Regions from separate parts of the Homo sapiens genome. Here region 1 is linked to region 2. Evidence: chromatin loops called from intact Hi-C (ENCODE). Cell type or tissue: Calu3. All regions are shown on one strand.

The links. Peaks named below come from ENCODE experiments on the same cell type or tissue, not always from the same donor. Only the 100,000 strongest peaks of a DNase experiment are listed, where the experiment ranks them.
Region 1: a loop joins it to region 2, with 2.5 times the contacts of the local background. A loop is called at or near these places in 5 of 110 quality-filtered maps.

Annotation. Positions count from the first base shown.
Region 1 is chrX:134,240,627-134,248,626 of GRCh38, forward strand. CCDC160 (coiled-coil domain containing 160) reads left to right here. Exons shown (of 3, transcript NM_001353453.3): 3 at 4,151-6,216. The coding sequence starts at 4,175. The coding sequence ends at 5,152. Among named protein-coding and RNA genes, the nearest start is that of CCDC160, 7.4 kb to the left of the region's middle. RefSeq lists an enhancer at 1-31 and a silencer at 6,662-6,861. In Calu3, no CTCF peak of the experiment used is centred here; a DNase peak (open chromatin) is centred at 3,595.
Region 2 is chrX:134,167,808-134,175,807 of GRCh38, forward strand. MIR106AHG (miR-106a-363 cluster host gene) reads right to left here and starts at 6,281. Exons shown (of 2, transcript XR_007068340.1): 1 at 3,862-6,281; 2 at 1,343-2,545. It overlaps MIR363 (microRNA 363), which reads right to left and starts at 1,645; the gene lies at 1,571-1,645. MIR92A2 (microRNA 92a-2) reads right to left here and starts at 1,805; the gene lies at 1,731-1,805. It overlaps MIR19B2 (microRNA 19b-2), which reads right to left and starts at 1,959; the gene lies at 1,864-1,959. It also overlaps MIR20B, MIR18B and MIR106A. RefSeq lists an enhancer at 4,346-5,153 and a silencer at 7,112-7,406. In Calu3, no CTCF peak of the experiment used is centred here; no DNase peak of the experiment used is centred here.

The DNA.
Region 1 (8,000 bases), 73 kb after region 2:
GTGAAGAGAGATGGTCCTGAAAATTTGAAACCAAATTCTTTTTTTTTTTTTTTTTTTTTTTTTTTTTTTTTTTAGGAGACAGAGTGTCGCTCTGTTTCCCAGGCTGGAGTGCAGTGGCATGATCATAGCTCACTTCAGCCTCAACCCCCTGAGCTCAAGCAATCCTCCCACCTGAGTAGTTAGGACTACAGGCATATGCCACCACACCTATCTAATTTTGTTTTTAATTTTTGTAGACACGCATCTCACTATGTTGCCCAGGCTGGTTTTGAACTCCTGACATCAAGTTATCCTTCCGCCTCTGCCTCCCAAAGCACTGGGATTACAGATGTGAGCCACTGTGCCCGTGTAAATGGGATAAGGCAACAGAAAAAAAAAATTGATTTATGTCATCAAATTTCCCTAAAGCCTGTGATTTAAAATATGAATATTTTAGAAAACAAATAATTAAATTTCACATCCGCTTTAATATGATTATACTCTCTGGGGCCCCAGCTGAAAAATGAAACTGAGATGGTTTGTGGATTTCTCCTTTCAGAGTAAACAGTAGTGTATTATTTTATGGAGCTATTTGAGAATAGATGTGCATTCCTCTAAGATTTTTATGGAACAGTGCACCTATAGGTCCATTGTAAATGACTGTTCTTTGCTTAGCTCTCAACATTTATGTTACATCATGTTATATATAAATTCATATTCAATTTATTTTATCAGTGGTTCTCAAATTCTTTAGGTGAATACAAACCACTTTCATGAGACAAGAGATCTCTCACTCCACAAAAATGTCCTATTACTTTGCCACTGCAAAAAAAAAAGTCACCTGAGGATAAATGATGATGTTTTCAGTGAGACACTAACTAGAACCATCAGGAATCCATTATTAATTCATGTCAGACACAAATGAATAGATGTAGTCATATTGTAGACACATACGCCTTAACAGTGCAGTCCTAAGGGCTTCTGGGGGATTGCTATCTTAGAGGACTACTTGTCCTATGACTTTGTATTGTTTTCCTGTCTGTGTTCTAGATTATTTGCTTCTAAAGAAACCAGTTTTTCATCCCCATTGGGCCTCCTTCCCCTACCCTTCTGACCTTCAGTATCCAGTGTAGTGTTGGGTAGGCACTTATATTAATAAATGTCCACAACTGACCCACTAACAGGCATGCCTACACTTTCAATAATGGCTTCTGGTTTGGTTTGCCTTATGCTGGAACAAATTACCTAGTCAAGTTTATTGAGAACAAAATGGCTACCAGGCCAGGGTAGAGGAGTGTCATTGCCTTAAAGCATATTCCTTGTTCTTGCCAGAGAATACTAATGCCATACTCGTTCTGCATAAAAAAACAAACAGTACAATTTGTGAAGAGAAAATGAGACTGGCAGCTTTTACCCCGAGTCTGGGATTTGCCACATTCTGTGACTAGATTTGGGAACAAGCCCTTAAAGGATATCTTGCCAATGAAAGAGAGAAGAAAAAAAAAAGAGCAGCTCAGAGACTGCTTGACCCTGCCCTGTGTAAGCCATGGGAGGGAAATTCCAAAAGGCTTTTCAAACCTTTCTCTTTCTGTTCTTTGAAATGTGACATGCAGTTCTCCTTACCCTCCCCCCTTCACTTTTCCTCTCTTCTTTTGTGGCCTTTTAAAAGATACCTAAGCTCTGAAAATAGTGAGTTGTTTTCTTTCAATATGGGGAATGAAACCTAGCAGATGAATAAAGAAGAATTTTAGAACAAGCACTGACCTGAGAGACAGGGTCCTCAGTTTTACTACTATGGGCTGTGTGGCCTTGGTCAAGTCACTTAACTTCTCTGGGCCTTAGTCATAAATGGGCTCTTCCCATTTCAGTAGCTATATAGGCTTCACTGAAAGGCATTTCCTTTCAGACACCAGGAAATTATACAGAGGCTCAGGGAAGAGAGACAGTGAAAATTAAAAAGTGTGTGTGTGTGTGTGTGTGTGCATGTGTGCATATGTGTATGTGTTTTGCCAGAGATTTATGGGATGGTTGGATGTAGAAGTAACTTTTTCAAGGAGCAAAATTATTAATGAAAAGAGTTTTTTATTTTAACCTTTATCCATACCCAGACCTCTATCTCAGATAGAGATATTCTTGCTATCTCCAGATATAAAGTGTCCACACTTTACTTGCCCCTGTGCTCACCTCCTTCCTAATCAATCCCACCAATGCCCTTCATCCAGAATTAAGTAAGAGGAATAGTAATCTCTCTGCCATTGCTACCTGATTAGAAGCATTTTTATCATCTATATAATTGTTGGGTAAAAATTTGACTGCTAAAAAATGTGACTGGCAATTAACATCACCCTCTTTTCTCCTCTCTCTGTTCCTTTCCTCTATGATTGCTGTAATAATTCCTACTGATTTGCATTCATATTTCTAGAGATGAGGGAAACCAAGATAATGATATTTCCCTTTAAGAACAGATCAATCAATGATGCTTCTGGATGGTGACTCGTGGAATAATGAAAGTCAGAAAGAACTGTTTCAAAAGAAAGAAGATGATGCTCCAATGGCAAATATATATTGTGAATTTAAAGTCTGAGTTTATCATTGTGGTCTGATTGACCTCAAGAAAGCTTGGCTTCTGGCTTTTGGACCAATCATTTTAGTACCTTCACTGAACTCTCCAAATAGTTCATCTTAAGAATATATGTACCTTCTCCTTTCCTCAAAGCCAAGTAGTTGCCAGTAGGGATGTACTCTTGGGGATGGTGAGTCCCTTCCATCTTTTGTGGGGAAAAGGGGAGAGGAGAGGTATGTTCAGTACCTGTAGGTATCAAGTTTATTCCTTCATTGCTCATAGTAAGGAAAACCTGTGTTATTTAAAAATAAACTACTGTTTGTAAAAAGAAAAGAGAAGATAATACACCAAAAAGTAGTTATCTCAGGGCCATGAGATTATGAAGGAGATTCCTTCTGTTTTCTGTGCTTTTCTCTGTTCTCCAAAATTGTTATAATAATCAAAGAAAATATTAATTAAGAAATAAATGCAACATTTGCCATTTCTCATTACCAGCAGAAAATTACATTTGAGTGCATAGATAAAAGAGATGCAGGCATACTTTGATTTTTCTACATGGTGATACTACAAATATGTTTTGGTGAATTAATATATAAAATGAATAAAGTGACCCTCTCCTTCTTCTCCTCACCCTTTAGGGCTAACTTCAGCTACCAGTTGGTGGCTTCAGGTGCCAGTGGCCCTCCACATACTGCTCTGGTTCTTCTTTCTCCCTTCCCTCAGAAGTAGTCACTTATCAAATATTTCAGTGCTGTGGGAAAGCTGTACATTAAGGATGTACAGCTTTGGGTAGGGAAGACTCTTTTTGGAACAAAATAATCATCCTCATATTTTTATAAACTTGGAAAGTTGGTTGTGATTTAGTATGCTGAATTTTCACCTAAAAACTACACTCAGAGTCAGTATCTTGAGAAAAACACATTTGGTGGCATTAATATTTTCAATTGTTGACATTAGATTCTCCTCATGAAATTGCTGTCAAAATGGATAGAATTCTGTACACTTGGCAGTCTTGCCTAAAAGCAAAGCCCAAGACTGGAATAGCAGGAATTTATAGGTCAAGACAGAAGGGCATTTGGCAGAGTTAGTCATAAGGAAGTCTGCATGGTATACTTTACCAAAAGCAGCTCACATTTCATTAAGCCCTGATGTTTTAGTCACTTTAAAGAATGAATTAACAATAGTCCAATCCAAAAGAACTAGAAAGGCATCAGACACATTGAAAGCACAGGTATTACCAACATTAACCTATTAATTTCAAATCACTTTTTTTTATTTTAAAGCAGTCTGTTTTTATGTGTACAGTTGTTTTCTTATAGAATCACTTTCTCTGTGTACAGTAAGTAGCTAAATGTGTCAGTTTACTAGTTCTATTTCATAGGATGAGAGACTTTTAAAGCTGGAAGCATCTGTAGAACTTAGCTCTTTCAGCCCTTTCCATTTATAAATGAGGGGACTGAGGCCCAAGCCATTCAGTGAGTTAGAGAGAGAGCCAGCCCTCAAATGTTTAGATTCTTCACCCGTGAGCCAGCATTTTTATTTCTTTCTACTATATTAGCTACTAGTGTAAATAATGTGCCTGCCTTGGTTTTAAATTTTGTTTTTCAGATATTGGAAGAGGTGCCTGGAGAAATGGATGCTAGAAGAAAACACTGGAAGGAGAATATGTTTACTCCTTTTTTTAGTGCACAAGATGTTCTAGAAGAGACTTCTGAGCCTGAATCTTCTTCTGAACAAACGACTGCAGATAGCAGCAAGGGAATGGAAGAAATTTATAATTTGTCCAGTAGAAAGTTTCAGGAAGAAAGTAAATTTAAGAGGAAAAAATATATTTTCCAACTAAATGAAATAGAACAAGAACAAAATTTAAGAGAGAACAAGAGAAACATTTCAAAGAATGAAACAGACACAAATTCTGCATCCTATGAATCATCTAATGTGGATGTTACAACAGAAGAAAGCTTTAACAGCACAGAAGATAACTCTACCTGCAGTACAGATAACTTACCAGCTCTACTAAGACAAGACATAAGAAAGAAATTTATGGAAAGAATGTCTCCAAAACTTTGCCTGAATCTTTTGAATGAAGAACTGGAAGAACTTAATATGAAATACAGAAAAATAGAAGAGGAATTTGAAAATGCTGAAAAAGAACTTTTGCACTACAAAAAAGAAATATTCACAAAACCCCTAAATTTTCAAGAAACAGAGACGGATGCTTCAAAAAGTGACTATGAACTTCAAGCTTTAAGAAATGACCTGTCTGAAAAAGCAACAAATGTAAAAAACTTAAGTGAACAGCTCCAGCAAGCCAAAGAAGTCATCCACAAATTGAACCTAGAGAACAGAAATTTAAAAGAAGCTGTTAGGAAGTTAAAGCATCAAACCGAGGTTGGAAATGTGCTCCTAAAAGAAGAAATGAAATCATATTATGAATTAGAAATGGCAAAGATCCGCGGAGAGCTCAGTGTCATCAAGAATGAACTGAGAACTGAGAAGACCCTACAAGCAAGAAATAACAGAGCCTTGGAGTTGCTTAGAAAATACTATGCTTCTTCAATGGTAACATCATCAAGTATCCTTGACCACTTTACTGGGGATTTTTTTTAAAACTTAAAAAAATCCTTCCAGTAGGCAAGTCATTGAGCCAAATCAGTGTTTATTGTATTTTCTTTGCGTATTACTTAAAATATATGTAATAGGATGTTATTTTCATTTTCAGTAAATCACAGTATCTATAAAACATATACATGTTTCCAAGCTTCTGCTTTCTCTTTCTGATGAAGTTATTGCAGGAATACAAATGGAAACGAAGCTTTGGAAATCTCATATCAGAGTGTGTGTGTGTGTGTGTGTGTGTGTGTGTACACACACACATATATTCACTCAAAAACACATAATGATTCACCAAATCATTTATGAATACAAATCAGCAATTTTGTGATCTCGTAAGCAAATATGTCTTTGGCACGTGAATATTTTTCCATCTGTGTTCATTGATGTTAACAATAAAAATCTTGTTTATGTGTATAAGCCTAACATATGCCTGTGGGTCTTATAACTGCCTGTTCAAACTCAATGGGATACCAAAAATGTATCTGCTTACTTTGGGGGTCTAACTTTAATTCGGTACATATAAACATCTCTGGAAAAAAATGTAGTTTTTTTCTTCCCCCTGCTGTTTTCCCCAGGCTTTCTCCTTTGACCTGGCCACGGTTCCCATAGACTACAAGACGACTTAGAGACATTGCTGTGACCTTTTGCTAGAGCCCTGCTCTTGCCAGCAGTGGCTTTTGTGTTTTCTTATGTTGACCAGTAAGGGGCATTGTTTACACAGTTCTTCCAAAACTCGACCAGGGGAAAATTTCGAAGCTTCCTCCCCGGCTTACATCACAAGTTGGCGGGGACTGTGGTGAAGTTGGATGTCATCTGGATAAACTTTTAGTGAGCTGGCTTGATTTTTACAGTAATCCAGCCCTGTAAGGGCTCCAGGTGATGACAATTTATTTTACACTTATACATGGTAAAAATGTACTGCCTCAATCCTTGGGTGGAAGTGATGGGCCAGTTGACTCTTTACCATTTGTTTGTATCAGTCATCAAGATATCCTGTAATAGGAGCTCTATTTGCATGGTGTTTTAAAGCCTAATAAACCAAATGTAATTGCACACTATGAGGATGAGATACAATTGTTTTAAGGGTTTAGGTGTCTTCCCTGTTGGGAAAATCCCTAGACTGGGAGTCAGGACATTTGGCTTCTAGTACCTGCTCTGCCAGTAACTAGTTAACTTTCTTCCCCTAAAAGTCCTCATCTATAAAACAAGGCAACAGATCTATCATCGAGATTCTGTTCAGTTCTAATGTTCTGTGATTTCACCTCAATGATTTTATTTGCAAGTGTAACTCTACCTGTAAGGAAGTAAAACTCCTATGGCATTGGATGCATTCAATTCTTTTTTTGTTTTGTTTTGTTTGAGACAGAGTCTTGCTCTGTAGCTCAGGCTAGAGTGCAGTGGCGCGATCTCGGCTCACTGCAACCTCCGCCTTCCGGGTTCAAGCGATTCTCCTGCCTTAGCCTCCCGAGTAGCTGGGATTACGGGCGCCTGCCACTACACCCGGCTATTTTTTGTATTTATGTATTTATTTATTTATTTATTTATTTAGTAGAGACAGGGTTTCACCATCTCGGCCAGGCTGGTCTCGAACTCCTGATCTCGTGATCCACCCATCTCTACCTCCCAAAGTACTGGGGTTACAGGCGTGAGCCACCGCACCCGGCCTGGATGCATTCAATTCTAATACTTTGGGGGACCTACTTTGCAGACTCCCTTTGAAAGAAAATATAAGCAGGGTCCTTTATATAGTTTGAACATCTCCAAATACTATGAATAATAAATCAATAGAGGTTGTTTCTCTACCTTTCTCTTGTTTCCTCTTTATTCATTAAGGTTGGGGAAGGCACTGAATGGATACTGACTAAGCTGACCTGGAGGCTGAACAAGTCTTGCCTTGCCTGGGAGGACTGGCGTAAATTGGAAGATGCTAATCTTTGGAGCTCTGTGACTTAGTCCTGATAAACCTAACCCAGGCACTGGCAGCCTGCCTTAAAGGGGGAGATGACTTTCAGGTTTTTAGTGGTCACTGGCTTCCCACCAAGGGTCTAGGTACGAAAGCAAACTAGGAACTCGTTGCCCTATTTTACTTTCTTCTTCATCACCCCCTTATAAGATTGCCCCTTTGTACTTGCCTCATAAGACGCTCATTCCCTGAATGCTAATGTGCAGAGCTGCTTACATGTTTAAAAATTTTACAATGTATTAATTAAGCTACTAGGCTCAATCCTTTCAATATAATTTTTTTTTAAGAGAGAGAGGGGGACAGGTTCTTGCTGTGTTGCCCAGGCTGGACTCAAACTGCTGGGCTCAAGTGATCCTCCCCAGTAGCTTGGGCTGCTGGCATATGCCACCATGTCTGGCTAGTATAATTCCATTTTAATTCCATTTTCTTTTTTTTTTTTTTTTTTTGAGACGGAGCCTAGCTCTGTTGCCAAGGCTGGAGTACAGTGGCACGATCTCAGCTCACTGTACCCTCTGCCTCCCAGGTTCAAGCAATTCTCATGCCTCAGCTTCCTGAGTAGCTGGGATTACAGGCAGCTAATTTTTTTTGTATTTTTATTAGAGATGGGATTTTGCCATGTTGGCCAGGCTGGTCTCAAACTCCTGAGCTCAAGGGATCCGCTCACCTCAGCCTCCCAAAGTGCTGGGATTACAGGCATGAGCCACCATGCCCGGCCTATAATTCTGTTTTCAAAGAGGAACTTTTATTCCAGGAGTATTTCTATGAACCAACCATACATTTAAGGTTTTCAGTGACAATTTGGTTTATCTTGCATGAGTGTGTATGTGTGCTTGGGGGCAGGGAAAGAGTGGTGGAAGGAGGGCCAGAGACATTAAGTGT
Region 2 (8,000 bases):
CTTACTGATTAAAATGGACTGATGTTATGAGGAAAAATCAAAAGGGTTTCAAAATTAGAAAATTCCATGGCACCAGGAAGTAAGAATGACACATACTGATACCATCTTTTAGTTTGGCAGCACCTTTTTGATGAGAACTAAATGTTCATGTTGGCAGACAGTAAAACTACCACAAGCCTCGTTTCTTCATTTGCCAAATACATGATGTTAAAGATTAACATTAAAATATGAAACATAGAACTGGAAAGCAAGCCAGTCCCTGCTTCGAGTTCTTTTAATTTTATGAAGTTTAAAATAAACAACTTCCTTTGTTAACTTTGTCCTAGAAGCTGTCGTTAGCTGTTTTCGAGCAGTGGTTCTGCAAGTATGGTGTCTTGACCAGCAGCATCAGCTCCTAGGGAAAGGTTAGAAATGCAATTCCTTACCTGTAATGCCAGCACTTTGGGAGGCCAAGGTGGGTGGATCTCTTGAGGTCAGGAGTTCGAGACCAGCCTGACCAACATGGTGAAACCCCGTCTCTACTAAAAGTACAGAATTAGCCAAGCGTGGTGGCGCACGCCTGTAATCCCAGCTACTCAGGAGGCTGAGGCAGGAGAATCACTTCAACCCGGAAGGTGGAGGTTGTGGTGAATGAGAGATCGGGCCATTGCACTCCAGTCTGGGCAACAAGAGCGAAACTCCGTCTCAAAAAGAAAAAAATAAAGAAATGCAATTCCTTAGGCCCCATCCAGACCTATTGAATGAATCTCTGGAGATGGGGTTGGCTGGCTGTGTCTTAGTAAGTGCTAAAGTTTTAAGAACCACTAGAGGATCCAAATAACTTTTGGTGTTCAGTCTCAAACCACTAATTAGCTGCGCATGAGAAATTTCTGCTTTAGGTTAGTCACCCTATGGAGCCCCCGAACCCTAAATATTAACAGTAGGCCCACATCCAGGTTTCCATCTGCTAGACTCCAAAGCAAGGCAGCAGCCATCCCTCTCAGTAGCCCTGCCACCAAATCCTCTTCTCCGAGAACCCCAAAACAGAGTTTGATTGACAAGTTCATTCTTCTCTCCTGTCAGACCTCAAAATGTGCCCAGTTCCTTAAAGGTATGTGTCCCATTGGTTTACAACTCTTCATTCCCTTCCTAAGAATGAGCACGTGTACTAAAACAAAATTAGTACATGTCATCCAAATATTGTCAGGGTAATAAAATTCCTAAAATTAGGCATCTTGGTGCTTTATGTAGATGCAAACTTGAAAAGCAGCTATGTCCAAGTTTTCCTTTAGGATCCTCCCAAGAGATATTTTACAAACTCCTCTAGCATTGCTAATTATTTTTTTTAAAAAAAAAAGAGTCATTTTTTCAGATCTATAAATTTCATTTATTTTGAGGTTCATTCACATTCAGTAACAATCTGATCATTCACCAAAGTTCCAAAACACATACTTTATAAATTAGCTATCATAGTTTTTAGAAATCCAAATATATTTCAAATTATTTTTTAATAGCAGCAACTAGAGAAAGGATTTTTTACCATCTAGCTTACTGTAGCGCTGATCAGGAATGTCGCCAACAAAGGTCCTGCGGTTTACAGATGGATACCGTGCAATTTTTCTCCTATGATACTCATCAAAATTGCATCGTGATCCACCCGACAACAGCAAAACAGATCATTTTACAATGACTAAATATCAGAACTTACGGCTTTTAAAAGTTAAAATAAGAAGACGATAAAAATCCTCCTTTCTTCCACAGGCCGGGACAAGTGCAATACTTTATATAGAACACAAGTAATGCAACAAATCCCCACCCAGGGATGAATGGGCATGAGTGCTGGAGATACGCATGAAGGTGTGTTCACACAGACGTAGGAAGCACACATTATCACAATCAGTTTTGCATGGATTTGCACAGCCACATATACATATATACGCTGAAATGCAAACCTGCAAAACTAATTGTAAGTAGCAATGTCTTTGAATATTCTCTCCATCAACAAGAGATTTGTTATCCAAGAGTACTGGAAGTGCCCATACTACAGTAGAGTCATGCCAAAACTACCTGCACTATGAGCACTTTGGTACTACTAGGACCCAATCTTATCCTCTGTACACAACTGTACACTGCACAGTCCCCACCATCTGTTCCCAACAAACAATAAAAAGGCAAAAAACAAACCACTGAAATGTGTCCTATTCAAATTACTACTCAAGGCATACTTTTAAAATGCTGTATATTAGGCAGCCTGTGCCAGAAGGGGCATTTAGGGCAGTAGATTCTAAGCTGCTTCACTAACTGCACTAGATGCACCTTAACACAAGAGACACATTATAAGAAGCAGCTCAAAAGCATCAACTACTTAATTATGCACAAACTACAGTTCTCAGTAGCCATTGACTAAATCACCATGGTAATGTAAGAAGTGCTTACATTGCAGTAGATCTCAAAAAGCTACCTGCACTGTAAGCACTTTTACATGGCCAAGGCCTATTCCTGTAGCAAAATTTTAAGTCTTCCAGGAGCTCTTCTTTTCCGTCCTCACAGATCCATGCAGACTCACCTGGTTAAAACAACAAAACAAACACACACATATTAGAAACTAAACAAGTAAACTACTAGTTAATATTCCTGAAACAGGCTTTCCTTTGGCTTACAGAGTCTAAGCTAGGTTTTGTGGTTTCAACCAAATCCTGAGAAATATTAATAATCTCAATTATTTACACAGAATTGAACACGAATAACACTGGCAACTGCAAAAAGTCCAATTCTTATGTATAAGCAGATTTTGGACTCCCCCTCTCCATCTAAGAAAATTTGATATCTGCATCTCAGTAATTTGCAGGCACATTCTATCCACCCTGATTTTATAAGAGGAGGACCTAGAGAAAGGAGCATGTAAAACCCAGGATGAGTATTCGAGTCTTCAGATCATTCAGAGCTTTTGGGCTCCATACGGAAAGTGACTGTTAGATTAAATGAATATTCCCAGCCCCCACCCCATTAATAGAAAATGAGAGAAATTTTAGAGCTGGTTTAAGAAACACAGCCTTACAGTCTTCACATAATGCACAGATGGCTGAGAGATGTCACATTTTGATCTATTTCAAAGGGCTCTACTTCTGTTTAAACATTTATGGACCCATTTTCTCCATTAAACCAAAGTAGGCAGATTAGCTCTTCTTCCCTTCATGTCATTATCTTCCATAAGAAAACCTTCTCCCATTTCCAAGTGCTTATTTTACCTAAGAACATACAGCAAGGAAGTGAGCCTCTATGTGAAAAAGGCTCACAGGGTCCCCTATCTCTTCCATGATGGGGTAACTTTTGTTTAAAAGAAAAACAAAAACGTTTGGGACAGAATCTGTAATACGTTAAACGAGTGAGGGAATTTTAAATGTTGAACTTTCGTCACGATATCTTATGCCACTAAATGAGTCTTTAGAAGTCTTTACAAACTAAACTGATTTATAAAACTTATACATCAATCTGGAATCAATTTTCTATTAGGGAAGAATGGATTTAGTATAGAAATGAGAAAAATAACATTTTTCCCCTTAAATTGGGTTTCTACACCTGTGAAGATTTCTTTTCCATTAAAAAAAAAATACTCCAAACTTGACTCAAAATGCATAGTATTTGCCAACCCAACCTGGCCAAACTGAGCCCCACAGCCATCAGACAGGGCGCCCTTCTAGTTACTACCTTTTGCTAATTAGCGGTTCATCTGGCATCCCTCGCGCACGCTGGGCAGTCACTCTCCAATCCCCTTAAATTGCAAATAATAATAATAATAATAAGGAAAAGAAAGAAAGAAGTCCTTCCCTGTACGCCTTTGTGGCTCCCTTTTGCCTCTTCCCGCGTCTCTCACACCCTTACCTAATGCTCCCGTTGAAGTCCGCGAGCAGCCCGCGCGTCCAGGGTGTGCTCCAGCTGCTCACACCACGCGCTCCAGTCCTCGTGCAGCCTCAGCCGCCGCCGAAATTAAAGAGAAAGAAACAAAGCATCATGGGAAACGGAGTTCTCCATTCAAAGCACCAAAAACGCGCCAAGCCCACGCCTCCCTCCCCCTCCATTCCCGGGTTGGTGGGATAGAAGCCAAGAGGGAGGGGAGTCCCTTTTTTCCCTCCACGTGCACCCCCTCATTTCACACCCTCACCACCAAAGTTTTCCAGGAACCTAAAGGTCAACGGTGGAGAAGAAAAGGGGAGTCGTTTCCCGCGCGCTGCCCGCTACCCCTCAACCGCACTCTGGTACTTTGCTTTTCTCAAGTCCCGCCCGCTCCGTCCCCTCCCACCCAACCAGTCAACTCTACCGGATCACAGCTGCCCCAACGAAGGGCTCCCTTCTTGCCCAGCCACCCGCTCGGGAAACCGCGCGCGGGACCCAGCTCCGGCCCGCCCCTCGCAGGTGGAGAGCGCGGGGATCCCGCACGGGCCGCCCTCTCCGGGTGTCCCCTCCACACGTATACCCAGTGTCCCAGCGCGCAGCTCGAGCGCTCCGGGGCCGGGTGCGAGCGCAGTCTCCCGCGGAGCCAGAAGGGGAAGAGAAGTGAGAAAAAGCGTCCACTAAATGGATCAAGGCCGCGAGCGCACATCTCACCCCAAAGCGCCCCTGTCCAGAGCGACGCGGGGCCACGAGCCTCCCTGCCACCACTTGAGGAGCGCTCCGTCCCCTTGGCCCTCTGTCCGTAGCTATATCCCTGGGAAAAGCCCGCCCCTCTGCCTTTAATAGCCCAAGGAAAAAAGCCCGCCCCCGCCCACCCGGCCCGCACAGGAATTAGGAAACGGAACCCCCACCCCGCCAAAGCGAAAACCCCACCGAGCCCCAGTTACCCACGGGCGGACCGCAGTCGGCATTTTCCCTTCTCTCTTCCCCCAAGCTGGAGTCCTTAATTAAAGGCGCGCCTGGGACAGCGGCCCAGGCAGAGGCCGTGGCCGGAGCCGGTGCGGGTGCCACCGGCATCCGGGCCAGGATGGCGCACTCACTACCACCTTGTCCCATCTCGCTCCCGCGGCGCTCGCCTCAGCCCCCCACCGGAGACAGACGACGAGGCCCACGGAGCCGTGGGACAGGGGTGTCCCCCACCCGGCGCGCGCATGCGCGCCACCTCGCCGCTAGATTGAAAGTGTTCCTAAGGCCCGAGGAGGGAAGAAATAGAAACACGACTTACTCTCTGCACATGTGAAAGTTTTAACCCCTAGCACCTTGTGCTACTGTTGGGAGGCTTTCGCCCTTGCCAGGCGCCCTCTTCACCCACTAAATCAGGGTTTCTTGGCAGGTATCGTTAACGGTAGCAGCCACCGAATACACGCGCAAATGTGCGGAAGATACGGTGCAATTATCTTGCTTTCTCCTCTCATTCCACCGCTAATGAGAACCAATTGAGGGCGGGCTGCTTCAAGGCCAAAGCCCGACAGCGCTCTGTAGAATAAAATGATGTCTTAGTTTAAGACGCACAATCAAAATGGAATTAAGCATACCAGACTTTGAACACCGGGCAAAATGAGAGACAACCGGGCTATATACCTTCTCCGCGTCCCTGGCGGACACAGGCGCAAGATGGGATTTGGGGAGCGTGCGGGGGTTGGGGGGGTGGGCGGGGGTGTGCAGGGTACGAGGTTACAAATCAGAGACCAGTGAGCACGCTGGGTCGGAGGAGGAAAGCCCTGGAAGGCAAGCGGGGGGCAAGGAAGGAGGGAAGGGGTGCAAAATGAAGCCGGACCCCTCCCTTTCCACCATTGTTACCAGGGTGATTGTGGCAGCCCAAAGCCCAGAAGAGGACAAGGGCGCCATGTGATTCTCAACCTGGTGCACTGGTGCACAGTAGTAGCTCAGGCAAACATTACAAAAGACTGGCCTCTCCCGCCCCTGGCCCGCGAAAGAGTCCAACCTGAACTGCCAGCGCCCCTCAGGAGTCAGCGGTGGATGCAACGAAAACCACAATCATTTCTCCAACGCGAGTCACTCGCACAGGTGGGCTTCCTCCCCTTTTTCATGCAACAGACCTTGCAGCCTACCCTGGCACGTCTGCGTGATACTTTCTGGAAACTACGCAGCCCGAAGTTTACTACCCAACCAGATCCCTCCTGTGAGATTGCACCGACTGCAATGCAACTTTCGACCTTTAATGGTAACGACTAGCAGTGGAAAGAAGAGGAGGGGGAGGGAAGAGAACTTAGACCCGACTTTAAGAAGCGTTGTATTAAAGCAAGATAAGAACAGTACCTTTGAGCTGGAGCAAAACCTGGAGTAAAAAAAAGGGTTTTTGCGAAAGTGGCGCGAAGATAATATCATGTGATCCGACCCCAGGGCGTCTCCTTCCCCTTTTGCCAAACTCCCCTCCCCTCGAAAAAAGGGGGGTTGGGGGAGCTACATCCGCTCCTCACAAACTATTAGCATAATTAATTGTGTCCTACAGCTGCAGCCAGAGCTCCCGGGTCAATGAGTAAACATATCCTCATCCTCTTCAACATCAGAACAAAAAAACCCATTACCCTGATTTTGGAAAATGTTCCCAAATAAATCTCATTATCTTCAAAAGTCTTTATTTGGTATTCGGAGTCTATGTGTCTTGGTTGGAGAGACAGAAGAAGGTTGGAAAAGATGAAATCATCCTATTAAAGGGAACAAGTAGAAGTAACTCCCCAAGAGTGACATATTTAAGTAAAGGTTTTCAAATGGAAATACCGTGTTGAGGGACTTCACTAGCTTAAAATTTTCCAAAAGTTTTAGCAGTTCATTAAACAAGACATCCTCCCAGTCTTCCTATTCGCCACCCCCCATCTCCCACCCCTCCTCCCAGTCCTCCTTCCCTTTAAAGCTAGAACAATACCCGGAATAAGGTATTTTGAGATTGCTTTACCAGGATATTTTCTTGTTCTTAATTTTTTTTAAGGGTTTGCAACATATAGAATGTCTGGATCAAGTTCCCAACTGGCGAAAATAATTTATTCCATCTCAGTACCTGTCTAGCACAAGGTAAAACTAACTAAGTACAAGATATAGGTTATGAGAAACTAGGACATTTTGATACACCAAATGATTTATTTTTGTCTCTTTCTTTTGGAAAAAAAATTTAATCATCGGCCAAAATACCTAGAGAATCAAAAAAATCTAAAGAACAAAGCATTTCACACACACCCCCCCCAAAAGTCAGAATAACTAACAGCTCAAAGAAAAGCACGTGATCCCTTCATGCTTTAAAACTTGTGGTCATGCTGAGGCTAAAAGCAAAGAGCTTGTGACCCCGCAACCCCGTCCCCTCCCCCAGACCACAGCCCAGGGCTTAAGGCTCCAGGCTCCCACCGGGCTCCTGCTCGCTCCCAGTATTGTGAGACAAACAATACTTAGGCATTCTGCAAAATAAAGGAGCCACAACTCCTATCCCCCAGTCACATCATTTATGACCAAACAGACTGGCCGGTGTGCGTATATACGCATGTATGTAAATATGATATAGAATACATGCCTACACGAAAGCCCAGATGTTCTGTCAGAATGTGTAAGAAAGGTATGGAAACTGGCCAAAGGGAGGGAGAACTTGTTATCTTTCGTGAGCCTAAGGATTCTCATCACAACTTTAAATTCTTGACACTATTTTGAGTTTATGATGGATTCAAAGAAAAACGGTGAATGCCCAGCAAAATATTCCCCTCAAAATAGACCCACTTTGAGCTTTCCTCTGCCTTGAAAAGGGGTGAAGGGATTCTTCTGTATTGACCTCTAGATTTAATTATGCCATATAAAGCAGCAATCTCAAGTAGTTTGGATTTGAACACCTTTAAGAATAAAATTGACATTTTACCCAGTTGAGAAATCATGTTACTTGATTTAGAAATAATATTAAGTGGCTTTGTTAAACCTAATGATTGGTATCTTAGAACAAAAAGGTCCCCATGGAAACCAGAAAGTAATTTAAGAGTATTATGTTCCTCACACAACTAGAATAGAGCTTTTGTTCTATGTGTATTTACTACTCTACATTTTTGAACTACACTTGCAATTAAGGTCTGTTA